Regions from separate parts of the Homo sapiens genome. Here all the other regions are linked to region 1. The links are chromatin loops, found by intact Hi-C in ENCODE. Cell type or tissue: B cell. All regions are shown on one strand. Each heading gives the region's core, and the rest is flanking DNA. Links, peaks and the distances in the headings are about the cores only.

Region 1 (5,944 bases), core at 358-5,357:
TTCTGCCTTCCTTCATGGGATGATGCACCGAGAAGCCCTTGCCAGATGCCAGCCCTTCAACCTTGAACGTCCCAATCTTTAGAACTGTAAGAAATAAATCTCTGTTCTTATAAATTACGTAGTTTCAGGAATTCTGTTATAGAAGCATAAAACGAACTAAGATAATCCCTATAGGCAGAGTTTTTGCTGCTACCCAAGTTGCCGTCAGCCCAGTATTTCCCAATTATGGCATACCCAACATCTCACATTGGTACCCACCTGCCCTTGAAGGCATGAGCACCGCTCCCATCCTAGGCTCTGGCTGTTACAACCCATTGTCACAATACAAGCAGCTTATCCCATTATTCAGTTACTTGGCAAGGCCAGGAATGTTTAACACACAAGATGACAGCTTTGCTGTGGGGGATGGAATGAAAAGGAGGAAGGGAAAAGGTCTCCGATTAGATGCCTTACGTCTGGATTAGCTGCCCTAGGGTGGGAATCTAGTGTCTGGGGTGAGGGTGGGTTGAGTGATGCTGGTTGGGAGAGTGTCACTGACTGAGAAACATGACAGATTGCCTCCTGTCACTGTCTCCTGAGTCAGAGTTTGTCCTTGGCGAAGACTGTAATAGAGACCAGCTAGGAACATGGCTCGGGTGACAGTGGAGAAGGAAAAGGGACCTATGGCTGCAGCTTTGGAAAACAGATCAGCTGCACCATGCCTTGTTGCCTTCAAATTAAGTGGACAGTGTTTTGTTTTTTCTAGTGTTTATGACAAACGTAAGCCCCAGTGCGTATGCCGATAAAATCCAAGTTTAAAAATCCCACCCTCAGCCAGGCACGGTGGCTCACGCCTGTAATCCCAGCACTTTGGGAGGCCGAGACCGGCAGATCATGAAGTCAGGAGTTCGAGACCAGCCTGGCCAACATGGTGAAACACTCTCTCCACTAAAAATACACACAAAAAAAGTAGCCGGGTGTGGTGGCACGCACCTGTAGTCCCAGCTACTCTGGAGGCTGAGGCAAGAGAACCGCTTGAACCCGGGAGGCAGAGGTTGCAGTGAGCCAAGACCACGACATTGTACTCCCACCTGGGTGACAAAGTGAGACTCCATCTCAAAAAAAAAAAATAAAAAAAAATTCCCACCCTCTAAGAGGAAAATTGGAAAGAATCTACTCTTTAATTGCTCCTCTGCCAAAGCAATAACTTGAATGGTCCTTATTAGGAATAGCTCATTACTAACAATAATATTAACTATTATAACAACAAGTTATCGCTTGATCCCAGGAGTTCAAGATCAGTCTGGGCAATATAGTGAGACATCATCTCTACATTAAAGAATTTAAAAATTAGCCAGGCATGGTGAAGCACACTTGTAGTCCTAGCTACTTGGGAATCTGAGGCGGGAGGATCGCTTGAGTCCAGGAGTTTGAGGTTACAGTGAGTTATGATTGTGCTACTGCACTCCAGCCTGGAGTACAGAACAAGACCCTGTCTCTAATTAAAAAAAAAGAAGAAGAAGAAGAAGAAGAAAATTCCAGAATTCACAATGTGTTGCTCCAGGCACCCTGCCTCACCCCAACACTGTAAACATCCCCCCTCAAACCAGTCAAGTTGCTTCCCCATCATTTCCAGCCCCCACCCCCACTTCTCCTTTCTTTTACCAGATAAAGGCTTATGTGAGTGGCGTTTATGCTTTCAGGAATAAGCTAAAGTAGGTATAGACTGAAACCTCTTGGAAATATCTGGGGTTACCATTCCAGGCAAGTGAAAGACAAACTAGGAATCAGTAGACACGATTTCCTAGCTGGCATCCTCTTCTTCCTCCCCTTAAGTTGTTCCTGGAGAGGAAAATAATTTCTAGAACGTCATTCCAGACACCATTAGTCAGCAGGAGAATGGAATCTAGAAGGGGACCTGGAGGACAACAGAGAGCAGACTACCCTGGGACCCGCAGGGTGAAGTAGGAAACAAAGGCCCAAGGGATTTTTTTTTGACTGTAGAGTCAAAGTCATGTTCAGGAGACAGGGCATGGTGATTCTCTCTCTGGGTGGGGAAAGGACCATCTTGGGCATGCTTCCTACTGGGGCGGGTGAGGCCAGCAGGCTTAGGGCTACCTTGAAGATGTTCAAGAGACAGCAGAATGATCTTAAAAACCAGAAGGAAGTGATATGTTTAAAATATATCTCTCAGGGAAATGCGTCTATCTTATCAAGGGACTAGCAGCAGCCTGAGACTGACAGACTCCTCAGCAGGTCAAGCTCAGCACCTGGAAAGTAAGCAAAGATTATGGGGCAAACACCCATAAGGAGGAGATTTTTAAAAAGCAGAGGTTGAATGAACTGAATTTACATAGGATGATCCTTAAATATTCAGTCTGTTCTGTTCTGGATTAGGGTAGAGGGTGACCATAGAAATCAACCAAAACATTTGTAAACGTAGCCAATAGATGATTCTGTATTTTCCTAAAGAATCAGACAATGTTAGGGAAATTTGGATGTCTGATTAAGGGTAACTTCTCAAGGACTAATGTCAGGCTACTAACTGACTGTGCTCTTAACGAGCTTGTATCTATATGTTCCCCTCAGCCAGGGCTGCAACAAGGGTTAACCCCCTCCCTGTTACACCCTCCTAATTACTTCAACACCACAACAGGATGTGAAAGTATCTCAGGGACCACATTCTTCTGCTGGCAGAGGAAGAGCTGACTAATAAACATTCGTGGTTATTTAACACACTCCAACAAATAACACACCAAAGCAATAACATTATGCAAATAATCTCTTTGGTTATTTGCCTGATCAGGTTATTTGCCTGATTATTTGCAAAAGAAAATATGGCCAAGAGGGGAAGCATCTGAATCTCCAATCTTGGCTGAGCGGAAAACTCTGCTTGTAAATCACTCTCCATCTGCCCTGCAGAGTGGCCAGCCCAGGATGCTGTGTAGGGGTGGATTCAAGTCTCACCATAGTTACAGAAATCACTTGCTTAAGCTTCTGCTAACTGCTCCCAACCTCCATTCCTTTGTGTGTAAAGTCGGAGCAATGTAGCGACATGTTCAGTGGTGTGAGGTTTGGTAAACCACGGAGTGCTATACACACATTAGACTGAAGCTCTTGACAGATGTGACACAAGGGTGGTGTCACATCATTCAGATACCTACCTAAGTCATACTGTATTACTGTGTGTGTTAGTCTGTTCTTGCATTGCTATAAGGAAATACCTGAGACTGGGTAATTTATAAAGAAAAGAGGTTTCATTTGCTCACGGTTCTGCAGGTTATACAGGAAGCATGGTGCTGGCATCTGCTCAGCTTCTGGGAAGCCTCATGAAGCTTACAGTCATGGAGGAAGGCGAAGGGAAAGCAGGCATGTCACATGGTGAAAGTAGGAGTAAGGAAGACAGAGAGAGAGAGGAGGGGAGGTGCCACACACTTTTAAATGACCAGATCTCACGAGAATTCACTCACTATTCCAAGGACAGTACCAAGCAGATGATGCTAAACCATTCATGTGAAATCTACTCCCATGATCCAATCACCTCCCACCACGCTCCACCTCCCACCACGCTCCACCTCCAATGTGGGGGATTACATTTCAATATGAGATTTGGGCAGGGACAAACATCCAAACTATATCACCACGGCATGGCAATTTATTGACATATTGGCTCACGTTTGTCTTCCCTATACTTCTTTCTTTTCAATTTCAAGGAGGTAGCCAAATCCTTGGCATTTTTTTTATCTCAGCCCTTTTGCAGGGTGGGACAAATAGAAGGATTTGAGGCTTTTTCAGTTTTTTATGAAAATTAAGCTTTAGGGGGCTGAGGTGGGAGATCACTTGAGGCCAGAAGTTGGAGGCCAGCCTGAGCAACATAGCAAGACTCTGACTCTAAAAATAAGATATTATAAATAAATAAGTAAATAAATAGAAAATGAATACCATCATAGAGATTGCGGATGACGTCCCCAAGGAGAGATAAGATGTGTTTTGGGGACAACAAGAAAGGAAGAGAGATTTTCTTCAGGTGTTAGAAAGCCAAAAGAGAAGGATAAATCATAACCAAGAATGTGGCAGTACCCCCTAGGCTGTACTGCCCACCTCAATAGTTAATATCCATGTGTGGTTTTAAAGTTCTAAATTAATTAAAATTAAATATAATTAAAAATTCAGCTCCTCGGTGGCACTAGCTGCATTTTAAGTGCTCTATAGCCTCATATGTCTAGTGGCTACCATACTGGACAGAGTAGTTATGGAACATTTCCATCATTGCAGAAATTTCTACTGGACTGTGAGAAGGTGTCAAGACCTCAGAGGCTGTGAGGAAACATGGGAGATTAGATGCTCCCAACCTCATCACAGAGTCCTATGCACTAAGAACGGGGAATTAGCAGCTGAGCTGCCCAGCATGAGATATACAGGTTGGGACAATGGACTGGTGCTTTAGTGGAAAACAGTGTGGACCCACAGCTGTAAACTAGAGTGACAGTCTTCCCTGTGCCAGAGTGTTTAATAAGACCTAATGACCTTTACACACTTTGGAGGGCAGGGAGAGACACCAAGGGCTGAGTGTGAATTTCCCACCAGCCTAGGAGGATGGGTACTCAGATGATTTAAAGAAAATAAAGTGATGCACACTTGAATATAGGGAACTAAGATTAATACCTGCTACAGTCGTACACAACTATGCATACACATATACACCCCCACACAGACACACCAGTCATCCTTCCTTCTTCAACTGTTTATTTCAACACTGATTTCATAACACTATTTAAACAGCTCAGGCTATCTCCATATCCCAGTAAGTACTTGTCAGTACACAAACAGGTCACAATCCATTATTTAAAAAGCATGGCGGCTGGGTGTGGTGCCTTATGCCTGTAATTCCAGCACTTTGGGAGGCCAAGGTGGGAGGATTACTTGAGCCCAGGAGTTCAAGACCAGCTTGGGCAACATAGTGAGATCCCATTTCTATTTTTAAATAAGAAAACTTTAAAAATAATACAATAAAATAAAAAATAAAAAGCACAGTTCATATTAGAAAATGGGCAAAAGACATGAAGAGACATTTCACCAAAGAGGCTATACGGATGGCAAATAAGCACATGAAAAGATGTTCAGTACCATTAGCCGTTAGGGAAAGCCAAATTAAAGCCATAATATGACCACACACCTATCAGAAAGGCTAAAGAAAAAGATAGTGACCATATAAAATGCTGATGAGGATGCAGAGAAACTGGATCCCTCAAACATTGCTGATAGGAACACAAAATGGTACAACTACTCTGGAAAATAGTTTGGCAGTCTCTTTAAAAAGCAATTATGTAAGTACCATATGACCTAGCAATTGAACTCCTGGGCATTTAATCACAGGGAAAGGAAAACTTATGTTCACATAAAACCCTGCACATGAAGTTTACAGCAGCTTTATTTTTGTTTGTTTGTTTGTTTGTTTGTTTTGAGACAGTCTTGCTCGGTCACCCAGGCTGGAGTGCAGTGGCATGATCTTGGCTCACTGCAAACTCTGCCTCCCAGGTTCAAGCAATTCTCCTGCCTCAGCCTCCTGAGTAACTGGACCTACAGGCATCCACCACCACGCCCGGTTAATTTTTGTATTTTTTTGTGGAGATGGGGCTTTGCTATGTTGTCCAGGCTGGTCGCGAACTCCCGACATCAAGTGATCCGCCTGCCTCGGCCTCCCAGAGTGCTGAGACTACAGGCATGAGCCACAGTGCCTGGCCCATAGCAGCTTTATTTGTAATAGCTAAAAAGTGGAAAGGCCAGAAATGTCCTTCAACAGGTGAATGGTTAAACAAATTGTGATGCATACCTACCATGGAATACTATACAGGCAACAAATTGGATAAATATCCAAGAATTATGTTATTGTAGCCATTCTGTAGAAATAGGATAAATTCCCACCTAAACTATGGTTCAAATGATGACACCAGATAGACATCGA
Region 2 (5,944 bases), core at 303-5,302, 130 kb before region 1:
TATGAGAATGTGTGTGAGTGTAAGAATATACACGTGAAAGTGTGCATGTGAGAGTGTGAGTGTGCCTGCAAGGATGTGCGTGCGAGGGTGTAAGTGATAGAGAGACAGAGAGAGAGTGTGAGAGAGTTTGTGGGGAGGGTCCAGGTTGGAACGGGCAGGGGAGGAAAGCTGCACCTGAGCGCAGGCAATTCTGGGGGAAACAGAGATGGGAGAGTAGAGAGGGAAGCTGCTGAGGCGGAGGCAGTGTCCTGGCCAGGTACAGCTCTGCCCTTCAGCTTCCATGGCTCCACGTGGCACCTGCCCCACATCAGAACACCAGCCAGCCAGGCTTCGGTGGGGAGTAAGGTATTGAGTTTCTCAAAGTCATTCTTCTCGGTTAGAAAACAGAAGCAGTAAAGGCCAATGCCCTGTTGGGCGTTTATTCACTCAATGAATCATTGGCAGAGTAGCCGATGGCCTCCTTGGAACACACAATGGTAATAATACTGAAGATTCCTTGTGCCTGGCTCTCTTCCAAGCAGGTACACATACAACACCTTTAACCCTCACAGCCGGTGAGATGGAGATCATCATCTACCCTCCTGACAGTCGAGATGACTTAGGCAAAGAGGGGTGAAGCACCTTGCTCAAGGTCACACAGCGAGTAATTGGAAAAGCTGGGATTCAAACCCAGAGCCTGTGTTCCCAATCATTAAGAACAGGGTCCTGAGAGGAGGCATCAAAGGACAGGTACCACCCATCCACTCCTCAGCAAGCACTTAGTAAGCACCTGCTGATTGAATTGCACCTAGTCCCTGCTCTCCTATGGCTTACAGTTTAGTGGGGGAAACCAGTGCTTAACTATTCTCTGAAATACAGTGCAATAAATGCTCCAGGAGAGAAGAGCTTGGTGTTGTGGGAATGCCAAACCCAGGTACTGGAGCTCAGGGGAGGCTTTCACACGAAGAGATGAAGGAAAAACCGAATTCCAAAGGCGATGTGGAGCTGGCTTACAAGAGGGTGTGGAAGGAGGGGCAGATGGAGCAGTGTGTGCTGGGGCCAAGGGAGGGGAGGCAGGAAAGTCCAGAACTCCCAGGCTCTTCAAGGACATCAGTCGTTTGAAGTTCCAGCCCACCTGGCAGCTGGAGGCCACTGCAGCTGACAACGGGACTGGTAGGCGAGGTCAGGAAGCAGTAGCACCAAAGCAAGTGAGTGAAGTGCCAAAGACAGACCCTGGGCTGCCTCACAGTGACAAAGACTCTGACCTTGAGCAAACTCTAGTCAGGCTCTTCTGAGCCCTCTTCTCAGCCAGGCCTCAGCCTTGCTCTAAAACACTTGCACAATCGCTAATAAGGTTTCCAATACCTCAAGGCCACATCCCCAGGATGCTCCTACCCCCTTAAGGATGCCTGCCTGAGAAAACTCAAGGCTGCCCAGGGGGATTTACTGCTTGCTCTAGCCCACACCTGGAACTAGCCTGACCACTCTTTCGTAGAGCACTTACTAAGAAGGGCAATTTTGAGTTCTCTGTAACCTTTGAGATGTATATGTATCTCCTACAACCCAGGAGTGTGTTTCTCAAGGCCCTGAAAGCTATTCCTTTGAATGTAATCATCAGGAAGGGTAAGGACCTCTGTCTCCCAGTCTCAGAGAGGATAGAATCCTAACTTTCCTAACTGCCAGCTAGCAGGCACAGCTGGTCTGATTGCATTTATACTGAACAGCCCTTCGTAATTTTTCACTTCCCTGACCCTACTGGTTCTGTTTGCCCTCCTTCCTATTCCCTCATTCTTCCCTAAAAATGCCTAGTCTGGCCAGGCATGGTGGCTCACACCTGTAATCTCAGCACTTTGGGAGGCCCAGGCGGATGGATCACCTGAAGTCAGGAGTTCGAGACCAGCCTGGCCAACATGGCAAAACCCATCTCTACTAAAAATACAAAAAATTAGCCGGGTGTGATGGCAGGTACCTGTAATCCCAGCTACTCAGGAGGCTGAGGCAGGAGAATCACTTGAGCCTGGGAGGTGGAGGTTGCAGTTAGCCGAGATTGTGCCATTGCACTCCAGCCTGGGTGACAAGAGCAAAACTCCGTCTCCAAAAAAAAAAAAAAAAAAAAAGTCCAGTCACCTCTGCACAAATTGAAGCTGAGTTCAGTTTACATTGGACTCTTCCCTATTGCAATAGTTATTACTGGTTAATGTCTGTCCTTACCACTTTAGTGTCTGGCTTTGTTTCGCTTGGACAGAATCAGATGAGAAACCACCAAACTCACTGGGCTGAATTATTTCAGCTTATGGACAGCCACAGACAGTGTGAGTACCTGTTCACACAAATCCTGAGGCCCAGCACACACTGGGCCATTCACAAAGCTCATTCAACCCCCCACGGCCCTGACACCACCAGTTTTACCTCTCTGTAGAACAAGAAACTGCTGACTCACTGAAAACAGAGCGCATTTATAAACAGGAAGCTGAGTATGTGACCACAGACATTCAGCATCTGATAGCAATTGCTGAATGTGGCAAAAAAAGAAAAAAGTTTGAACAAAAAAAAAATCTGTGTCACTAAATAAGAACTCTCTAGCTCATGGAAATACAATCCTGCTATTTGATCATTTCATAAATACTTAAATAAGGGGAGTTCTCATTTGGCCAAACCTAGGCACGCTTCAAATATTTACTGAGGCCTTCGAAGGGTGTGGTTTTCCCTTTTTTTCTTTCCATTCCCTCCCAAGCAGAGCAAAAAGGCTCCTTGGTGAGGCCTTCCTGGCCTATACAGAAGAGATTTGTTTTCTCTTTGAGCTCTGATAGCCTGACCGTCCCACATCAGACCTCTGTGCTGGTGCAGAGGAGGGCTCTGCCAGGAGGGCTCCCAGAGAGATGCACAAACACTGGCGGGTTAACACTCCGACATGCAGCTCTTCCTACAAAGCATTGACTGGATGGTACTGAAGCTAAAAAATGGAGACTCACTTGTATCAACCATAGTAAAGAGCCTGTAAGAGGACGCAGTTCCCCCTGCTTTCAGCAGCAATGAAGAGGCTCATTTTCCTTGGAGTTTCTTTGTTGTTGGGGGGTTGGTTTCTAGCAAACTGACCCAAGAAGGCTAATGGCCGAGGAAAAAACCAGGTGATTATTTTCTAAAAGATTATCTTCTGGGAGTCGGTGCCATTGCTGCCTTTGTCATCAGGGTAAAGGTATCCCAGTGATGTATGGAATCTTTCCACTTCTCTTCCGGGGAATTGGGCATGGATAACAATAGCACAGTGCCGGGAACATAGTAAATTCCTAATAAAGAGTAGCTAAGTGTTTTTTATGCAGAGTTTTGTCTAATCTTCACAATAACCTTAGGAGGTAAGTATTGGCAATCTGATTGGGTAAATCAATACTGAAGTCTCTACAGGAGCAGCATATTTGGGAGTATGGTCCAGGTATGCCTGGTTTCAGAATGCAGCCATTTGCCTAACTTATTGCTGACATTTTCAAGCAGGATGTGTCCTTTATATTTATACTGAATTAATTGGACATACTGATATTCAAATATACCTACAAAGTAGAAAATCTTATTTGGTAATTCATCATCAGCTTCTCACAGAGCAGCAGATAGCACTTGTTTTTCTATTATGTACCAAGAAAATTCTGTGTTGGAATTTACAAGTAGCAGTGGTTGTGTCAAAATGCCTCAGACAACATATTAATGATGCTCATAGTAACTAACTTTTATGGAGTGTTTCTTGTGTGCTGGATGGGATGTGTAAGTGCCATGATATTCAACATAGCCTCAACACAACCCCTGTGCTGTCATTGTCATTAGCTCCAATTTACAGATGAGGAATCTTGAGGCTCCAAAAGACTGTTTATAAGCAGGCTGACTCTGGAGCCCCTGCTCTTACCCATTATGCTGCTCTGTAAAAAGGGCTTTAGCTAGAACACTCCTTTTTATTTCTGTAAAGAGGAGACTGCTGTTTCTTCTGTTTTATTGGAGTCTGGAGAAAAATCTCCTTGAGCAAGGATGATTACTATGGCTTAGATTGAAGCTTCCAGAAGTAGACCTTGACAAGGGCTATGTGCACGTGAATTGTGAAGGAAGTGCTCCCATAGGAAGTCCAGGAAAGAGCAGGAAAAACAGGACAGGAGCCGGGAGCAAACCAAACAAAGGTGTGATGTCAGGCAAAGTCCTGAGGAGGGAGGCCTGTGCCTGATTCTACAGGGGAACTCCAGGGTAAAAATTCTGTCTGAGTTCGTCCAGATGCAAAAGTCAGCGAGGCTTTGAAGTTCTCTAGGGAAGGGCTGCCCAGAGGGCATGTAAATTCTCAGGCACTTCCAACTTTCCAGCCACAGGTGCCAGTGGACCTAAGGTTATCTTAAAAGAGAGTTGCAAGTTTGAGCCTTGGAAGCAAGCCACAGAAACCCGGAAGGGTGCACGGAGCTGGAAAAGAATTGATATGGGTTGCGTGTGGGTGGAGCACCCCCAGGGGCTGCTGCATCTAGTAATCATAAGTCAGGAATTCGTTTTGCTGAATCAGAGCAAACTCCATCTAGCAGAAGCAACACCAAAGTGTCTCTTTCCTGTAGGTAAAGCCTAAAGATCAACAATTTGGGGCTGTATGGTGATTTATTTCAGGGGTGGACAAAACATGCCCCATGCCAAATCTGGCCCCAGGGTCTTTGTATAGCTTTGGAGCTAGGAATTATTATTCCTTTTTTAAATGGCTGAAAATGATGAGAGATTCTACTGTTTCCTTGCATAGAATTTTAAAAAAAGAAAATTATAAGGGATTCAAATTTCAATGTCCATAAATAAAGTTTTATCGAAAAACAAATTGGAACATTAGAAACTCATTTATTCTATATTTTCCATGGATATTTTCACTCTCAAATGGCAGAATTGACTAGTGGTGACAGAGACCTGTAGGGTCTACGAAACTGAAGATTCGGCCCTTTAGAGAAAAAGTTTGCTGGCCCTTGTTCTGCAGGATCAGGAAGCGGGGCTTCTTTATTTTGCGGTGCCACATCCTCAACACGTGCTTTCAGCTCATGGCCCAATATAGTTACTGAAGCGCCAGCCACCATGTCTGCCTTCAAGCCAGTGCAAAACAGAACAAAGAATTCACTTCCTCCCTTTAGGAAAACTTCTAAGAATCACATTCCTCACTTCTGCTATATCAGGCCAGAACTTAGTCTCCTTATCATACCTGTAAAACCTTACTCCAAAAGCTATGAGGCCAGCAAAAATTTGGAATTCCTTTGTTCAGGAAAAGTATATAAGGAGACAATTTCTAGCTCTGCCTCACCTAGTTAAGAGTTTCAAAACAAGGAAGAATGGTATGTAATAATATAGGCAGGAATAAAAACTAAATTGTTCTAATGTCTCACATTTAAATTACAATGTAATTTATGACAAACAAATTACAATGTTTCTTTTCTCCATCAAATTTTCCATTTCTCTTAGTTTTTAAGGTAGCCTAGGAAATTAGTTAAGTACCCTATTTTCCTTGCTTGTATCCAGGTCTTTGTTCCTACCAAGAAGAAACAAATTACCAAATAAAAAGGTTAAAAAGTGTACTTCTCCGAGCATTACCACAAATACTAAGAGGGAGAAGGTGGCATAACTGCTGCCTCAGTTGAAGCTCTCACATTTTTCATTCACACCATTGTGACAGCCTATCTTGCAGCCCTCTAATGGAGAGTCCAGACTTCTTGTCTTAAACCTCCACCCTTTGCACATCTGCTCACATTGCTGCCTCCATCTGTCTACATTGCAAATATCACCATGTTGCTTCCTGTCTGCATCCAACATGTGAGGAGGAGAAAGCCCAACTCTCCTGCGTGGCCTCCACGACCTGCCTGATGCGTGGGCATCAGCTCCTGCTGGTTGCACCTTGCTCTTCATAGTCCACAGACCACACTCCAGGCAGACACCATTTGCAGAGCTGTTTCAGCCCCTAAGTCAAGATTCTGGGGAA
Region 3 (5,944 bases), core at 626-5,625, 230 kb before region 1:
TGAAAAAACATTGTAAGCTACTGACCTAGCAAAGCTAGATTCTTTTGTAGATATGAATCACACATTTTTTCATCACTCCACCTGTTTCTGGGATAATCTGGGATAATAATGTTTATGGGATTGAGTCAAGTCCCAGAAGTTCATCTACTAGAACTTCTATCCACCAGGACACTAGAAACTGGTACTATAGAGTAGTGCTAGAGTTGACACAGCCTATAACAAGCCCCAAGTCCCGCTTTATCAGGATACATTACCACACGTAAGAGGGCTCTGTGTTCTAGGTGGGGAGTCAGGTTTGTTGCCCTCAGCTTTGAAGTCTCCTTGTGACTCCTCAAGGTCCCAGCCCTGCCTGCTGGTTAACCCTGACTGCCCTTGACCCTGCGCCTCTGCCTTGTTCGTTTCAGCAGGAAAGGAGGTTGGGATGGAAGTACCAGCCACACTGTCTGCAAACCTGACTGATCCACTTTATATACTGCTGTTGTGGCCCAAAGTTATGAAGGAAGAAAAATAACACATTATGAAATTTTAAATATTCCAAGAAAAAGGGATGTAGATTAGGGTGTATAATCACAGTGTTGCTTTCCTTGTGTCTACAGTATAATGTGAATGAAATTGCTGTCAGGATTTTAGAATGATGAAGTCTTGTGCACTGAAATTTTATGATTTAATCACAATGGCTATTAACAATGTCAACATAATTTAGACTTGATGAAAAAGAGCCAAGAGGCATCCAGGAATTGGCCTTGCTGATTTTGATAGCCTGTGTAGGCAATTTATGACATTTAAGACATCCTTTTATTATTATTATTATTATTATTATTATTATACTTTAAGTTTTAGGGTACATGTGCACAATGTGCAGGTTAGTTACATATGTATACATGTGCCATGCTGGTGCGCTGCACCCACTAACTCGTCATCTAGCATTAGGTATATCTCCCAATGCTATCCCTCCCCCCTACCCCCACTCCACAACAGTCCCCAGAGTGTGATGTTCCCCTTCCTTTGTCCATGTGTTCTCACTGTTCAATTCCCACCTATGAGTGAGAATATGCGGTGTTTGGTTTTTTGTTCTTGCGATAGTTTACTGAGAATGATGATTTCCAATTTCATCCATGTCCCTACAAAGGACATGAACTCATCATTTTTTATGGCTGCATGGTATCCCATGGTGTATATGTGCCACATTTTCTTAATCCAGTCTATCATTGTTGGACATTTGGGTTGGTTCCAAGTCTTTGCTATTGTGAATAGTGCCGCAATAAACATACGTGCGCATGTGTCTTTATAGCAGCAAGATTTATAGTCCTTTGGATATATACCCAGTAATGGGATGGCTGGGTCAAATGGTATTTCTAGTTCTAGATCCTTGAGGAATGCTCACCATCACTGGCCATCAGAGAAATGCAAATCAAAACCACAATGAGATACCATCTCACACCAGTTAGAATGGCGATCATTAAAAAGTCAGGAAACAACAGGTGCTGGAGAGGATGTGGAGAAATAGGAACACTTTTACACTGTTGGTGGGACTGTAAACTAGTTCAACCATTGTGGAAGTCAGTGTGGCGATTCCTTAAAACATCCTTTTAATATCTGCCCCTCATTTTTTATTGGAGTGTGGTATCTCTTTTATCCACTAGAATGTGTAATAACAATGGCAAATGAGCATAGAAACTTTCTGGAAAGACTGTGTGTATTGATCAATTGCAGAGTGTTCTCATAAATTGATAACCTTTAACATTATTAAATAATTTTCACACATCAGGTGTGTTTACTTTTTTGTGAAAGCTAATAGATATAGCATATGCATTTTATCAACATAGTAGAGCCACGAGAATGCAGTTTTCAATAACATAGTTTCTCCAAAGCTATGGTTACCAGTTACTTCTTTCCAGGCAAAGTTTTAAACTTAGGAGATTATTTCAGATGATGATGTTTCTTATTTCTATATTTCAGAGCATATCAAACAGTAATAATAACAACCATTTACATGGTCCATTACATGGTCCTAATGATAGTTATTACTTACATAGTACTTACAGTGCCTGGCATTGTTCTATGCGCTTTACATTTACCCAGTGAATCTTCAACAACTCTCTGGGATATGATTTTTATTTTAAAGATGAGAAATCTGCAATGCAGAGAGGCTTTGACACTTCTCCAAGGTCCAAAGCAGAAGGGCTGCTGGTGGACAGCAAGTGGCAGAGCTAGAATGCGAGTTTGAGTTTGGCACCACAGTGTTCTCTCACTTCTTCCTTCATAGTTAGCGAAGAAGCTCAAGGACCTGGTGAAGCAGATAAAGAGAGTATTGCTCTTATTCCAATTTTAAGAAGGTGGAATTAAAGATCAAGAGGTTAAGCGATTTGCCCAAAATAACAAAGTTAGTGGCAGAGTCTGGGGCAAAGGCAGTTATGCAAATGCAAATGTGATAAAGTCTTCAGATTCAGTGCTGTTTCTGACTTTTCAAACAGCATGTTCTCAAGACATTCGGATTATCCTGCATGATGACTCACTCTCCCTACTTGTCATCTGGGCCTGGAGGAGGTGGCAAGAAAGTCTGTCTGCAGCCTAAGTGGGAGAAGAAGGTGGGAGCGTGGGGGATAGAGTTGCTGATAACATCTCAGACTCTGGAGGGAGTTCATAGCCAGCAATCAGAATGTTAACCTCTGTGTCCCACCATTTAAAACACACTTCTTTCTCCTGACAAATTAAAACATTTCCTTAAGCCACAGTTCTTTCAGCTGATCTCCAAGGTCATTCAATGGTACAAGAGATCATTTGTGTCCCAACAAACTGGAATTGGGAATTGGAGTTAGGCCATCTTGGGTGAATCCTTTGCATTTTACTTTGAAATATATTCTACTGAGTATTTTTGTATTCAAATATGATCAGTGAATTTTGTGCATATCTGATAAAACATATTTTTGTCCACAAGGGGGCTTCATTTTCCTATTTTTCAAGTTCCTCTTTCAGTAATACTATACATTTTGTTTTGTTGTTTTTATACTGAAAATAGAACCATTTGCTTGCTTTTGAGAAATACTTGTCATCACTAAAAGGAGCTTTGAGAGCTGGTCACAGTAGAAGAATTAAGGCAGCAAAGTTTGAAATGCCAATTGAAGCTCTCGGGGGACCAACAGTGGGAGAGTGAATTCATGAGCATTTCACATCCCTCGTATGAAACGCAACAAAGGTCTAGGCTTTGTTGTTTTTGTTTGTTTGTTTGTTTGTTTGTTTTTGAGACGAAGTCTTGCTCTGTCACCCAGGCTGAAGTGCAGTGGCACGATCTCGGCTCACTGCAACCTCTGCCTCCAAAGGTCTGGGCTTTTAAATATTAAGTTTACAACTAGGATTAAATGGGATCACAATTAGGTTTCTAAATACCACTAAACTCTTCTTAAAGCTAAAGGTCAATTTAAAAATTATTATTCCAGGTTTGTGTTATTTTCTGATATTTATGCTTTGAACTATTCTTTTTTGGGCTTTGGATCACTTTAAAATCTGAATTCAAATTGGGGGTCTTTGTTTTCCTTCTCCTCATCTGCCTGAAGTTTCCATTACCAAGCACTGGGCACTAAATCAGGCCTTACCTGAAGCAATGGGGTCGTTAATTGAACTAAATTTGGTTTGAGTGGAAATGAGACCTGAGGCTACTAGATCTTGTTTTGAGTGGCAGGTTTTCCATTTGTTTTGGAAGATGGTATATTTCAGAGGCGAGAGGGAGGGAAAGCAGTGTTCCATAGCAGAGTAGCTGCAGTGGAAAACATGCTTTGTCCAGCCTTGGTGTGTATGGCCTTGGAAAAAATGATTGTTTCTACAAGTCACGAGAAGAGAAATGGCAGCACATTTCCAAGTCAGCTGGAGCTCTAGAAGAAATGAGGATGAGATATGTGGATGGATTAAAAAATGTAAAAAGTGAAAAACCAGAATGAGTGGGCTTGGAATTTTGTTAAACAGTCCAACTTGCGCATTTTATTATAGCCTTTCTGTGGGTTTAAATGAAGGCCAAAACCTTATTATTTGAACGTTGTATTGATTCGCATTTCTGGTAGCTATTTAAAAGCTGATGTCCTTAGAGCTTAGTGCTGCAAAATCTTCAGTAGGCATATTCAAATGGCAAGATATAGGCATGTCCATCAACAACACAATTATTAAACAGATAAACTATTCACCCCAAGTTATGAAAGAATGCTGGAAGATTAAACAAAATCTGCAGTACATGTTATAGAATAGCCTCAATAATGGCAATAATCACACTCTAAGTGACTTTTTGGAAATACTAAAAAGTCACATCTGTCCTCAAAGCCAAATCTGATGAAGAAGATGGGTCATATAAAGCTAATATTTATTGAATGCTTACTATGTGCCTGATGAAACAGTTCTAAACACTTTTCATATATTAAGTCACTCAGTCTGTGCAACAGCTCTATCATTTCTAGTTTACTGATGAGGAAATTAAGGCAGAGAGAGGTTAAGAAATGTGCCCAAGGTTATATAGCTAGTAAGCAACAAAGCAGTGACCCAAACCCAGGTGGTTTAACTGGACAGAAACTAAATCAAGCATTCTTGAACAACCTGAAAATATTTAAAAGAATTTCAAGTAGTGCTATTGTTATTGGCACATGTTATTTTTCAACATAACTACTTTGAGGAGTTAAACATTGGTTTGGCAGTGTAAGTTCGTGTGTGTGTGCATGCGCATGTGTATATATGTGGAGTATGTGGGTATTTATTTATGTATAATTACTTTATGGTCTCATCTGTTAACTTTTAAGAAATTAAAGGATAATTCACAAAGTAGTTTTTTTTCCTGTGTTATCAGTAGTTGGTGTATTAGAAGGAAGCAGAATGGATTATCTTCCAGCCCCATTATGCCTGACATGAAAACATAGGAATCTTATATACTTTCTGAGTTTCCTGTCTCAAGTTCTGTTTAGTTATTAGATGATGCCATCCATCATCTAATTGGAGTAAGTTATTTCACAAACTGCTCTTTCTACTGAGGGAAATGGTTCTCTTTAACTGGAGAGATCATCTATTAAGTCATTTAGGACTGAATTTTTAAACAAGTTATGAAAAAGCGTAGAAGATGATAAAGTTCTTATGCATGGGTATGTGCACATGGTGTTTCTGTGGGTAAGAAAAATACATATAAATACAAATACAGATATAAATGTGAAATTTGAGTTAGTGACAAAACTACTTGTCTTTAGTGTTAGTGAAGTATCCTGTGGCTGCATGATTAGAGAAACTCAAAACAGCCAAATTCCATCAAATGTGATTCAGTGTCCATATAAACATTTTAAACCCATGTTCAAAACTGAACTCCTGATCTTACTCCCCAAATCTACTCTACATTCAGCTTTCCTTATCTCAACTGATGGTAACCCTGTCCTCGTTTCTGAGGCCCAAACCATAGAGTCATTCTCACCGCCTTTCCTTCTTTCACACCTCGCCAAATTGAAATAGCCAGAAGCTCGGCTGGTTTTGTCTTCAACAGACACCCAGAATTTGGCCACTTCCCACCACCTCTGCAACTTCTGGGGCCACTCTCTTCTGTCATCCTTCTCTGGAATTATTGTAGTCACCTCCTAACTGGTCTCTCTGCCTCTACCTTGTACCTCCCAGAGTCTATTCCTGATACAGAAGCCAAAGGATTCTGTGAAAACATGAGTCTGACCAGGTCACTCCTCACCTAAAACTCTGCAATGATCCATCATTGCACTCAAGGAAGAACCAGAGTTTTTACAGTAGCGTTCAAGACCCCGAACAATATGACAACCTTCATTATGTTTCAACTCATCTCCTTTTACTCTTCATCTTGCTTATTCTGCTCCTTCCAACTGACCGATTTCCTAGTCTCCCAACAGATGAGGCCTGCCTTTGGGCTGTTTCCTCTGCCTGTATGGTCCTCCCCTAGATATTTACATATTCACTGGCT
Region 4 (5,944 bases), core at 312-5,311, 64 kb before region 1:
GTCTTCCAATATTCAACAGATTGCCAAGAAGGAGGATTTGAATGATTCTGTTCTGCCTCCTGGTCTCTCATACAGGATTTATTGGAGGAATAAAGAAAAGCTATGAAGTGATAGATTTCAATTCAATATCAGGAAGAGCCTTCTAACAGAGTTGTCCAAAGACAGACTTGGCTGCATCAGAGAGACTGGACACTTCCAACCTCAACTTGCAGCACTTGGCAGGGATTTTCCTGGGCAATTGACCTCGGGTCATTTTTAAAGGTTCCTTCCAGGTTTGAGAGCCTTTGATTTTCATGCTCACTGTGCTGTACTTGGGCAACTCAGGAAATTTGCAAACCAGCTGGCAGTTGCCTGCATCATTTGTGTGGTGACTTGGCTTTGTCAAGAGATAGTTCAAGAGGCAAATAAAATCCTCCTCCTAGAGATCAGAGTTTATGTTTATAGAATGAATGAAAGAAACTATGAACCAAACATTTATGAACAATGTCTGTGAGCCAGGCACAGTGCCTGGACATCCTCCACATCTTGTGCCTTTCCTCCCACAAAGTACGGGACTGAAGTTATTTCCTTTGAGAAATAATCATTCTAGTCAAAGATAAAATGCTGTTTTTGTTTTCTGTTTCTCTTCAAGAGGTTTGACTGAAAAAAAGATCTCATCACTTCATTTTCATGCCTTATTATGATTGTGTTGACAACAATAATGGATTAATTCTTTCCAACCTCCAGAGAAGAGCTGCCAGATAATGAACATGGGGAGGAATGCTGAGAAACCATTTTCCTTTTTGAGTAGGGTCTGGATTTAGGTAGGGAGGGCAGGGGCAGAACAACCAGAAATAGAGAGATTCCTGTCTTCAAGAGGGGCTTGAAGGGGGGCACAGAGTGAACTTCTGAGAGTGCGTGGCAGTCTTGATACACACACACAAATCCACTTTTAATAACCACCAAGAGCACTGGACCTCGGACAGAGCATGTACACTGTGAAAAGGTATGCTGGTGATTTTCAAGCCTTTGTTTGTCCAAAATAGGCCAACATGGTTGAATTGGGTCTCTAAAGCACCTCTGGAAAACCCCAGGGAGTTTTGAACACAGTTTGAAAAAGCACTATGATAAATAAGTCCAAGTGAATACAGGGCAAATAGATGGCAATCCCTGGGCTTGTTTATTTCTAAACAGAGTTCTCTCCCAGGCTCTCCTAGTACAGCATAGGCTAAGCTGAAAGACAGCCTATTGGTTGTCTGTTCTTTTTTGTTTAATTAATTTTTATTTTTATTTTAAGTTCTGGGGTACATGTGCAGGATGTGCAGGTTTGTCACATAGGTAAACGTGTGCCATGGTGGTTTGCTGCACGATCAACCCATCACCTAGGTATTAAGTCCCGTGTGCATTAACTATTTATCTTGATGCTCTCCCCCTACCCCACCCTCCAACAGGCCCCAGTGTGTGTTGTTCCCCTCCCTGTGTCCAGGTGTTCTCATTGTTCAGCTCCCACTTACGAGTGAGAACATACGGTGTTTGATTTTCTGTTCCTGTGTTAGTTTGCTGAGGATAATGGCTTGCAGCTCCATCCATGTCCCTGCAATGGATGTGATCTCATTCCTTTTTGTGGCTGCATAGTATTCCATGGTGAATATGTCCCACATTTTCTTTATCCAGTCTGTCATTGATGGGCATTTGGGTTGATTCCATGTCTTTGCTCTACCTGTTCTTTATTCTCTGTTTTCAGGGATAGCACTCTGGTCCTTGTCCTCATTACTACTAAAATCCCCTTGCCCTTCTCCCTACCTCTGGTCTCTGTCACTTCCAATGCATGCTGAATATAGAAAACAGACTGTTTTTTTTTTCCTAAAGTATATTTGTAAGGTCATGCTCTTGCCCAAGAATCTACCGAAGTACACTATTACCACCACTTTATTCAGGCTTCCCCGCTTCCACACACTTGTCCTCAAACAATCTCTGTTGCAACCCACCTGTCCTCTCTCACTCTCACCTTCAGGCCTCACCCGGCTGTTCCTTGCCTGGAACACTCTCTGTAGACCCAACCCCACCTCTTCTTTCCCTGATCACTTCTGCTGCTCACCCTTCCACCTTCCTTTGGACAGACTAGGAGCAACCCACTGCCCCCACCATGATGTGCACTATAATAGTACTTTATAACTTTCTATCCAAGGCAATCTAATTATAGTGCTTTTAAAGTTGCTTTATTACTTGTATCTCCTACTAAACTAAACAGCAAAAAAGGAATTTCTATACTTTATTTACTCTTGTACCTCCAGATCCTGGCAGTATAATTATTTGTTGAGTAAGTGATTAACTTCGACATAAATATTTGTTGAACAAGTAAATGAGTGAATGAGTGTGCGGCTGTTGATAGGATGATAGCTGGTTAGTAGCCTTTTACAGGTGTATTTTTCTTTGTGACACTCTTTCAGGTGGTCTTTGCGTTGTGATCCCCACAGTTTTGGAGTACCAAGTAAATGTTCCTTTTCTCTATTCATAGATGGGACAGCATGGCAGGAGTCATGAGTCTTCTGGAAATGAGACACTCTGAGTGTGGAGGAGGCTGTTGAACATCTATGGGAAAAAAAGAAGGAATTCAGGGCACAGTCTCCCTGGTAGCTGGTGGTGGTGGTGGGACAAACCCTGGAGGAGCTGGAAAAATGGCTTTTGTGCTCCTTCTTATTTCCATGTGGTAGCAGACATCATGCCTTATCTTGTTACCCAGAATCTCCCCAGTTTGCCATTGAAGAAATCAAGGTGTAGAGAAGCATAAGGACTTGCTCAGATATGGTGGCAGTGCCAGGCCTAGAGCTTAGTTCTTGCAGCAATACTTTCTGCCACCCTTCCTCTTCTCCCCACTACTCTCTGAAAGCCCTCTTTCCTATTTGCTAACTCAGTTATGCATGCAATGCTTCCTCCACGGCACTCACCACCACTGATGTGTGATGCTGTGAAAGCAGGAGGTCAAGGCCAGGGCACTTCCTCCTGTCTAGCATTTCTTGCAGAGAAGAGCTGTTCCTGTGTGTGTAGTAGGTGGGTGGGGCAAGGACTGGGACAAGCAGCACCAGGGGAGATTGCAAGAAATCCATCCCCATTTATGCAAATCTTTTCTTCTGGGGCTTCAGTAACAGCTTCACTTTTTTCTTTTGAAACTCCCAACAGAAAATGTTGTTTTAGATGGGTGCATGTGTGCAAGTACACATAAGTGCACATAACAACATCAGATACTCACGATAGGCATACTGTAGAGGATGAAAGGCCCACACCTACTTCAACCACCTTCATTCCCTCCTTCTCATGATTCATTTGTGGAGCGGGAGGCTGCTGACATCTTCAAATACAAGCCTCTCTGAGCTTGGAGTCAAGGGGCAACATTTCTGCAGAGGGCTCCTATAGACATCCATTTCCCCATGCTTTATTTCCAAGACCCTGATTTACGATGGATAAATTAAAGTTTCTTTGTTTATCACATGATAAGAAATGCAAGTTCATCTGCAAGATTCTCTGAGTTATTCCTTGCTCTGCAGATTTCATAAGTTCTGGTGGAGTTGACCTCCTTTCTGCTAAATGAGCACTGTTCCTGACCATGGATATTGGTATTGAAGATTTCTCAAAGGATCCAGCTCTTTAATTGGAATGTCCATGAATCAGGAAGAGCAGTGAATAGCTAGTTAAATGGTAATGGCCTTAAACAAGTCCTCAACACACATGAGCAACTGATTTCTTTTTCCTTTTATCTTTTTGTCCTTTCATTCCTTCAACCAATTTTCTCTTAGGGATCAAGGAGCTCACAATCTAGGGAGAGAGACAACAAAAAATTTGACCATTATTGCAAAATGTAGATGTAAGATGCTTGTATTGCAAGCAACAGAAAATCTGGCTCAATCAGGCTCAAACCAGGAAGGAAATTGATTGGCTCACATGACTGAAAACTCTCAAGGAAGGTTTGCCTAAGACAAGCTCACTCCCAGCAGCTCAGCCATTGGGTTTCTTTTCCATTTCTCTACCTGCCTTCTGGGATACTGGCTGCATTCTAAGGCTGACCCTGCTCAGAGTCCCAAAATGGCCATAAGCAACTCTCAGAGAAACATGCTTCCTTTTTCAGATCCCATGAGAAAGAATGTGTCTTTGCCCCAGCACTCCTGGAAAATGTCCTGAGACTCAGTGTGGTTCAGGGTGGGGCTGGTGGCTAAGCTGAGCTAATCAATTACATGACCAAAAGATGGTCACAGGCTCCACCCTGGAGGTAGATGTGAGAGTCAGCTGCACAGGAATCCCTAAATGGAAACAGAGCTGTGGGACAGGAAAAAGCAAGATAGCAAGAAATGTTGATTTCAGGGAAAGGGCTTTCACAGGGGTATTAATGTGATTGCCTGATGGGTTCTTCTTGCTGGCTGCACAGATAAACCCAATTTACTGAGACAGCAGTCTTGCAGTAAAGAAAGAATTTAGTTAATGCAAGACTGACCAAGCAGAAGGACAGGAGTTTATTATTACTCAAATTGCCTCTCCGAGAACTCAGAGGCTAGAGTTTTTATGAATAATTTGGTGGACAGGTGGGTAGGGAATGGGTGCTGCTGATTGGTTGGGGATGAAATCATAAGGGTGTGAAAAATGGTCCTCGTGTGCTGAATCTGCCTCTGGGTTGTGACCACAGGTGTGATTAAGACATGAGTTACGTGTCCAGGTGGGGTCAGTCAGTTGCCAGAATGCAAAAGTCTGAAAAACGTCTCAAAAGACCAATATTAGGTTATACAATAGTGATGTTATCTGTAGCAATAATTGTGAAAGTCACAAATATTATGGCCTCTGGCCACATGCTCTCCAGCATAGGGATTATAAAAACTATGCCTACATTTTAGCAGAATTCAGGCCCCTTCCATAATCCTAATCTCATGGCCTTTCATTAGTTTTACAAAGGCAGCTTCTGTCCCTCAGCAAGAAGGAGGTTAGTTTTAGGGAGGGACTATTATCATCCTTGTTCTAAAGTTAAACTGTAAACTAAATTCCTTCCATAGTTAGCTTGGCGTATGCCCAGGAATGAGCAAGGACAGTCAGCCTGTGAGACTAGAAGCAAGATGGAGTCAGCCATGCTAGACCTCTCTTGCTGTCATAATCTTTGCAAAAGTGGTTTCAATCATGTGACACCTGGAAGCACAAGAGGGGGGTCCCCCTCAGCCTGAGTAGGCTCAGGGTTTTCTGAGCCAAGAATGAGCCGTGGAAATGCAGGAAATTTGAACTGATCAACTACTAGAATATATTCCTATTGTACTTGAGGTGGAAGCTACCCTAGGTTAGAAAATGATGACAGTGTGAAATCTATCTAAAGAAGTCTGAGAACAGACTTTATGCCAGGACTCAAGAGGCTGTGTGTGTTTGGGAGTCCACATTCATCTCTTAAATTCTCAGCAAAGAGGATGAAAATATTTGAATATGTCCTAAGAGAGCTGTTCATACGCAGATTTCGGTTCCAGGGCCTGGGTAATACTGAACTGTATTACACAAGACAAGCCTAGGCTTGATTCCAACCAATCTGGGTTTGAGTCTTAGCTTTACCACTCATTGTGGCCTTGGGGAAATCACTTAACCTCTCTACTTGACCTCTTTGTATTTAAAATTTGAATAGCAGCACTTTCCTTGCAGTGATTGTGAAAAGCAGAAATAATGCCTCACAGTATACGGTGTGAAACAGGCATTAAGCAACTATGACTATTGCTATTTAAACAGAGCTGCCTCTCTGGCACGATGCAAGATCAGAAGAGGAATGTGCACTTTCTGGAAAAGCCTGGCTTTGGACAAGATCTAGGCAGTAAATACAAACATTGGGGAGCTATTAAGGACATGCTAATATGGGTGGAGTCTCTGCTGAGGTTCACGCCATGTTCCTCCTGGATTCACACATGCCTGGACATTCCTGGAAGATGGTCCTCCTTTTGGGAAAGGCGTA
Region 5 (5,944 bases), core at 486-5,485, 140 kb before region 1:
TTTCAGTCTTCTCGGATTCTCTCTAATCTGAATTATCTCCAACTAGCTGTTATCACTCCTTTTTCTGAAATCTCATTAACAACTCTCTTAGGCTGTTTAGATTGGAAACATTTGTATTTGTGTCTTAACTGTGCCTTCAAGTAGTTTACAATCCAGTAAAGGAAATGTGTCTTGGGTGTCTCATAAGGCCTAGTACTCATCTTTGTCCTGTGGTAGATGTGTGTGGAGTGAGGGAGGGAGAGAGAAGAGGAAAAAAAGGAAGGGAAGGAGGGAGGAAGGACTAGCTTTCTAAATACAAACAAACTCTAAAACAGGTTTCTTTGATTTAGAAGTGGGTGTTTCAGAATCCAAGATGGATATTTTCCCTCACTGATGCCACAGGAAAATTATTAAGGTTATACCAAATCAAAAACCTGAAGAGAAAATCAGAAACTGGGAGGAGAACCATCCTCTTTTCCTTAGGAGAATTAAAGACAATCATTAAAGAAGCACATCCAAAGACTAGGGGCTGCTGCCCCTGCACCATGGGCCCAGGGTCATTTAACCTTGTCAGTTAGGCCCATTTTTATTATTGAGCAGGTGACAAAACTCGGAGGATCTGTTTGTACTCTCGACATGAGGTTTCCTACTGGGAAGAGCAGAAGAGTGGGTGACTGACACTGCTATCTGTCCTGGCACTGAACAGAGGCTGCTCTAATTGGGGGTTGGGAGTACCCCTGGCCCAGGAGCCCTAAGAGCAAGCCTGGCTCAATGTCCCACTGAAACCTTTGGAGAAAGGAAGGTGGAGCCCCACTGCTTGCCTTTTCATGATGCTCTAGTTTGAGGGGAAGCTGCCAGGCTTCTGTGTGGGCTTCTGTGCACTGGAGCCTGACCCAGGTTCAGGACTCTAAGTCTGTTGGGGAACAGCAACCAAAGTGAGGCCTATCACAGCACACGGGGTCTCTTGGGGTGGGCAGGAGAGGAGGTAACTAACAGAGTCTTAACAAGTTTGTGCGGAAGGAAGTGAGGCTTCTATTAAAAGACATTCCTTGGTTATTTTGTTTTTAGTTCCTTGCCAATTAAAAAAGAGAATGTGTGTGTGTATGTGTGTGTGTAGCATATGGTGTATGTGTGTATAATACATATGTACATGTGTGAGTATACGTGTATGTGTGCATGTATGCAGTCTATGTATTTCCCCCACACCCCTGCTGGGAAGAAGAGTGACAATTGCTATAAAATCAACATCGCAGAGACCTTTCGCTATGGATTTTCTGAGACAATCGCTATTTCAAATGTTTCGTCTCAAAACATATTTTCTGAACTGGTCAACAGGATATGTGGTCTCAGTGTTTAATGCTCACGTTTCATTAAGATATTTCACCATCTACTCAGTTTTCTCTAAAATGTTCATCAGTCCCCGTGCCCACCCTCCACAATCACCCATTTAAAGTTTATCAAAAGATATATTTTTATCCTCCCCTAAGCATATTTCTGAAGGTTCTCTCAAGCATTCAGCTTTGGTTCTGGTGGCACTGTCTTTTGTTTTTTTCTCTTTGCTGCAGATATCGTGAAATGAATAAAAGAAAAAAAAAGGATGGCATTGCGGTTAGAGAGGATAGGAGGCAACTGGAGAGGGGAGAGAAGGGCCATTCTTTTTCAAAAATAGAGAACCATTGCAGCTTTATGGCTCTTAGACATAGAGCTCATCTAAAAAGTGATTTCTAGCTTTGTAGGTCAGGTCCTCAGCATAAGACAATTAGGTGTTTATTCACAACAGATAATTTGTAAACATAGTGTGGCAGATCTTAGAATTGTCTCCACTTATTAAGTGTGGTCCAGGGGGTTGAAATAATTGAGAGTTTGCTGGAAATACAGAATCCCAGACATTCATTGCATTATCCCCACTGAAGAGAAGCTGCATTTTAACAAGATTCCTAGCTGATTTCTATGCATAATAACATTTGAGAAGCATTGGTCTAGAGAACATCCCATTTCACAGATGTGGAAACTGAGATCCAGACAGGCTAAGGACTGTGATCTATATGCAAGATGTACTTTATAGAAAACCTTGCTTTTGAGCCCCGATTTGTGCTCTCTAGAGAATCTTATTCTTGTCCAATCAGAGTAGTTTGGCAGTTCTGAATTTTCTCAGTCTCTTTTGAGTAAACAGTTAATTCAGGATTGTCCCTCTCTCTTTTCTCCTTCCCTTCTATGCAGGGGTTGCTGAGAGACTGGGGGTCTTATCCTCAGTTCTGGAATCAAAGAGGTAGGGCAGAGCTGCCATGGGCAGTTGTGCTGTTTGCCTCTCAAAAGGTGCCTGGAGGCCAGGCACAATGGCTCACCCCTGTAATCTCAATTCTTTGGGAAACTGAAGTGGGAGGATTTCTTGAGTCCAGGAGTTCAAGACCAGCCTGGGCAACAGAGCCAGAGCCCATCTCTTAAAAAAAAGTGCCTGGATCTGGAAGCAAACAAAAGCTGCAGTTCTTCCCTTCTGCTCACCTCTCCAAGTTGGAGCCCTGTGTGGGGTGGTTTCAACTTGGAGGAAGAGGCATCTCTTAGTGATTCCACAAAGGCTCCTGGACAGTATAGCAGGGTCCTGGGCAGAGCTGTTTGGTCCATGGTGGTCGTCAGTAGAGGCCAGCATACATGGAGGTAAAATTCATCTCAGTGTGTGTCAGCTGAATGACTCACTGATTGGAGAAGCCATGAGGGCTGTGCACAGTTCCACCACAGAGCGTGTTACTATTCTTAGGGCCAAAGGACTGACAGATCTGAAAGAATGCAAGTTTCTCTTTCGATTTTGCATTTCTTTACTTCTTAAAATACATCAATATCTTTTTCAAGAGACTTTAATCAACACTAATCCCGATACAAGTCTCAATCTCTTTGAGCAGACAATAGAATTAGGACATTTATAACTTGAACTTAGAGGGCAGAGGTCATCTCCTTAAAGCTCTGTTGTCCACTGCATACAACCACCACGGTCTTCTGGTCCTTGCCAAGCCTCCCAGACCCTTGTTTGATCTAATGCAAGAAGAAGAAAGCTGAAAAGGTTAGCTGTAAATATTGTGTGGGGTTATAGAGTGGTTTCCTTGGTGGAACTGGAAAGATTTGGAATTACATATAAAAATATTTGAGGACTTCAAGCAACAATATTAACATTTTATATGAATTTTATATTAGGGTATATAAAATATTTTATATTTCATGTGTTTATAATGTTTAAGAGAACTGGACTTAGAATAAATGGCCACTCAGGGCTGGGAGCGGTGGCTCACGCCTGTAATTCCAGCATTTTGGGAGGCCGAGGCAGGCAGATCACGAGGTCAAGAGATCGAGACCAACATGGTGAAACCCCGTCTCTACTAAATTTACAAAAATTAGCTGGGTGTGGTGGTGCATGCCTGTAGTCCCAGCTACTCGGGAGGCTGAGGCAGGAGAATTGCTTGAACCCAGGAGGCGGAGGTTGCAGTGAGCCGAGATCACCCCACTGCACTCCAGCCTGGGTGACAGAGTGAGACTCCATCTCAAAAAAAAAAAGAAAAAAGAAAAAAGAAAAAAAAGACTAAATGGCCACTCGTATAAGTCCAATTTTTAAAAATTGAGTAATTGATTTTACCTTGTTATTTTTAAGTAAAAATCTTACTGTTTTATATAGCACTGGAACAATTAAGATAACTTAGGTTCACCATATTTAAGTTTAAGTAGTCCTTCTAAATCTAATAAATTTCTAACTCTGGAAGTTAGAAATTTGAAGTGGACATGAAGCGGAAAGCCTTTAAGTGGAAATAAATATATTAAAAGTATAAATGTCATTTGCAATATTTAAATGTATTTAACTTTGTAAATGGATCACATATTAAGCAAAAATCCCCTAAAAAGTAATTGTTCAAATATAAATGTTTGCAAGACTAGCAAACTTTATTCACAAGCTTCACTTAAAAGCAAAAGGTAGAAGTAGGTTTTAAAATTTGTAATTTTAATCAATCAAATGTTAATTTAAAAATAACAAAGCAAACCTCAGAATAGTGTCACTGAAAAACCACAGTTAAAGGCACTAAAAATGCAGAATTATCAAGGAGCTGGCCCCCATTGCCAATGTCCTTGGTTCTCTCAGGGCTACATCCACACACCCTGTCCCCAGGGGACACTTCCCAGGAGAACTCTTGTGTGCTGTCTCCAACCAGTGCTAGAGTGGTAGGGGTTTTCTGTGGCTGCCCTCAGGCATGTCTTCCTAGATATCTCGTTCAGCCTTTCTCATTCTACCACACTGGCACTGTGGTGGTAAGGAGCTTCTCTGTGGGACTAGCATCTCCTGAACTGTATCTGGGCAGCAAGTCTCAGGTCCCCATCCCTGGCATCCTCCTAGATATGTCCTGGGTCTCGTTCCTTCACTGTCACTGCCAGGGCTTTAACTCAGCAGTGAGTAGAGTTCTCGCACCTTTCTCAGGATGTGAGAACTCAACTCTCTATCTGTCTCCACCCAAGAAAGGCATAGGTCTAGCTCTTCATCTAGTCTCTTTCTATCTATTGTTGAATGCTTTATGCTCTCTTCTTCAAGTTCTGGGTAGTGACAGATTGCATTTTCCAAAGTGGCCACAACAATATCTCTCATCTCACATGGTCGTCTACAATGGGATCTTCCCACTCCCTCGTGAAGAGATGGAGACTAACCCTCCTCCCTTCGAATCTGGATGAATTAGTGAGGTGCTTTGATAATAAAGTATGGTAGAAGTGACAGTGAATAAATTCCAAAACTGAGTCATAAATTGTGATGCAAATTCTGCCTTGTTCACTGGAACACACACGTGGTTGGAATCCTGAGCTGTCATGGAAGTCCGACTGCCCTGAAGCCAGAAATGTCCATGGGAAGATACGCAGAAAGTCCATGGATAGGTGTGCTGGTCCGAAGTCTTCCTGATTGTGTTCTCTCTCCAGGGCTGCTGTAACGAAGTACTGCAAACTGAGTGGCTTGTACAACACTGAGACAAACAGAAATGTGTTGTCTCACAGTTCTGGAGGCTGGAAGTCTCAGATCAAGATGTTGGCAGAGTTGGTTTTTTCTAAAGACTGCAAGGAAAAATCTATTTCATGCCTCTCTCAGCTCTTGGTGGTTTGCTGGCAATCTTTGGTGTTCATTGGCTTCTACTGCATCACCCAGTCTCTGTTTTTTTTTTTTTTTTTTTTTTTTTTTGAGACATAGTCTCACTCTTTCACCAAGGCTGGAGTGCAGTGGCATGATCTCAGCTCACTGCAACCTCCGCCTTCCAGATTCAAATGATTCTCCTGCCTCAGCCTTCCGAGTAGCTGGGACTACAGGCGCTTATCACCAAGTCCTGCTAATTTTGTATTTTTAGTGGAGACAGGGTTTCACCATGTTGGACCAGGCTGGTCTCGAACTCCTGACCTCAGGTGATGTGCCCGCCTTGGCCTCCGATAGTGTTGGGATTACAGGCGTGAGCCACTGCACCTGGTCTCTGCTTTCATCTTTACGTGAAGTTCTCCCTGTGTGTGTGGGCCTGTGTCCAACTTTCCCCTTTTCATAAGGAGAGCGGTCATGGTGTATTAGAGGCCATCCTACTTTAGTGTGACCTTAATCCTAACTTAACTAATTAAATCTGCAACAATCCTATTTACATTAACGTCATATTCTGGGATAATGGGATCTTGGACTTCAACATATGAATAAGGGTGAGTTGGGGGACACAAATTCAACACATACCACCAAGTCAGGTGCCACAAATGTGAATAAACAAGCTTGCCTGTGACTGCAGCCCTCCAGTCATAGGGTCACCCCCTTCCTATGAGTTTTCCCAGTTGGGGCTCCAGGTATCACAGAGCAGAGATCAACTGTCACCGTGGAGTCCTTTCCTAATTTCTGACTGATGAGATCTGCATCAGTATGCTAGAGCTTCCATAACAAAATACCACAAACTGGGTGGCTTAAGCAACAGAAATTTAT

What was found. Peaks named below come from ENCODE experiments on the same cell type or tissue, not always from the same donor. Only the 100,000 strongest peaks of a DNase experiment are listed, where the experiment ranks them.
Region 2: a loop joins it to region 1, with 17 times the contacts of the local background. A loop is called at or near these places in 3 of 110 quality-filtered maps.
Region 3: it touches region 1 in a loop (14-fold over the local background); 3 of 110 quality-filtered maps call a loop at or near these places.
Region 4: a loop joins it to region 1, with 9 times the contacts of the local background. A loop is called at or near these places in 2 of 110 quality-filtered maps.
Region 5: it touches region 1 in a loop (5-fold over the local background); 3 of 110 quality-filtered maps call a loop at or near these places.

What each region holds. Positions count from the first base shown.
Region 1 is chr5:54,607,430-54,613,373 of GRCh38, reverse strand. It overlaps a transcript of SNX18 not described here. Among named protein-coding and RNA genes, the nearest start is that of SNX18, 93 kb to the right of the region's middle. In B cell, for the core only: no CTCF peak of the experiment used is centred there; a DNase peak (open chromatin) is centred at 2,653; H3K4me3 peaks cover 987 bases; H3K27ac peaks cover 1,428 bases.
Region 2 is chr5:54,741,022-54,746,965 of GRCh38, reverse strand. LINC02998 (long intergenic non-protein coding RNA 2998) reads left to right here and starts at 2,708. Exons shown (of 3, transcript NR_104658.1): 1 at 2,708-3,107. RefSeq lists a cis regulatory region at 2,409-2,419 and an enhancer at 2,342-2,486. In B cell, for the core only: no CTCF peak of the experiment used is centred there; a DNase peak (open chromatin) is centred at 2,425.
Region 3 is chr5:54,842,326-54,848,269 of GRCh38, reverse strand. It overlaps the pseudogene CSPG4BP. Among named protein-coding and RNA genes, the nearest start is that of LINC02998, 100 kb to the right of the region's middle. In B cell, for the core only: CTCF peaks have their summits at 2,699 and 2,901 (motif pointing right); a DNase peak (open chromatin) is centred at 2,949; H3K4me3 peaks cover 469 bases; H3K27ac peaks cover 498 bases.
Region 4 is chr5:54,671,015-54,676,958 of GRCh38, reverse strand. All of the region lies in intron 1 of LINC02998 (long intergenic non-protein coding RNA 2998), which reads left to right. Among named protein-coding and RNA genes, the nearest start is that of LINC02998, 70 kb to the left of the region's middle. In B cell, for the core only: no CTCF peak of the experiment used is centred there; a DNase peak (open chromatin) is centred at 2,928; H3K27ac peaks cover 3,548 bases.
Region 5 is chr5:54,749,993-54,755,936 of GRCh38, reverse strand. No RefSeq gene overlaps it. Among named protein-coding and RNA genes, the nearest start is that of LINC02998, 8.7 kb to the right of the region's middle. In B cell, for the core only: no CTCF peak of the experiment used is centred there; DNase peaks (open chromatin) are centred at 886 and 2,636; H3K4me3 peaks cover 2,417 bases; H3K27ac peaks cover 3,029 bases.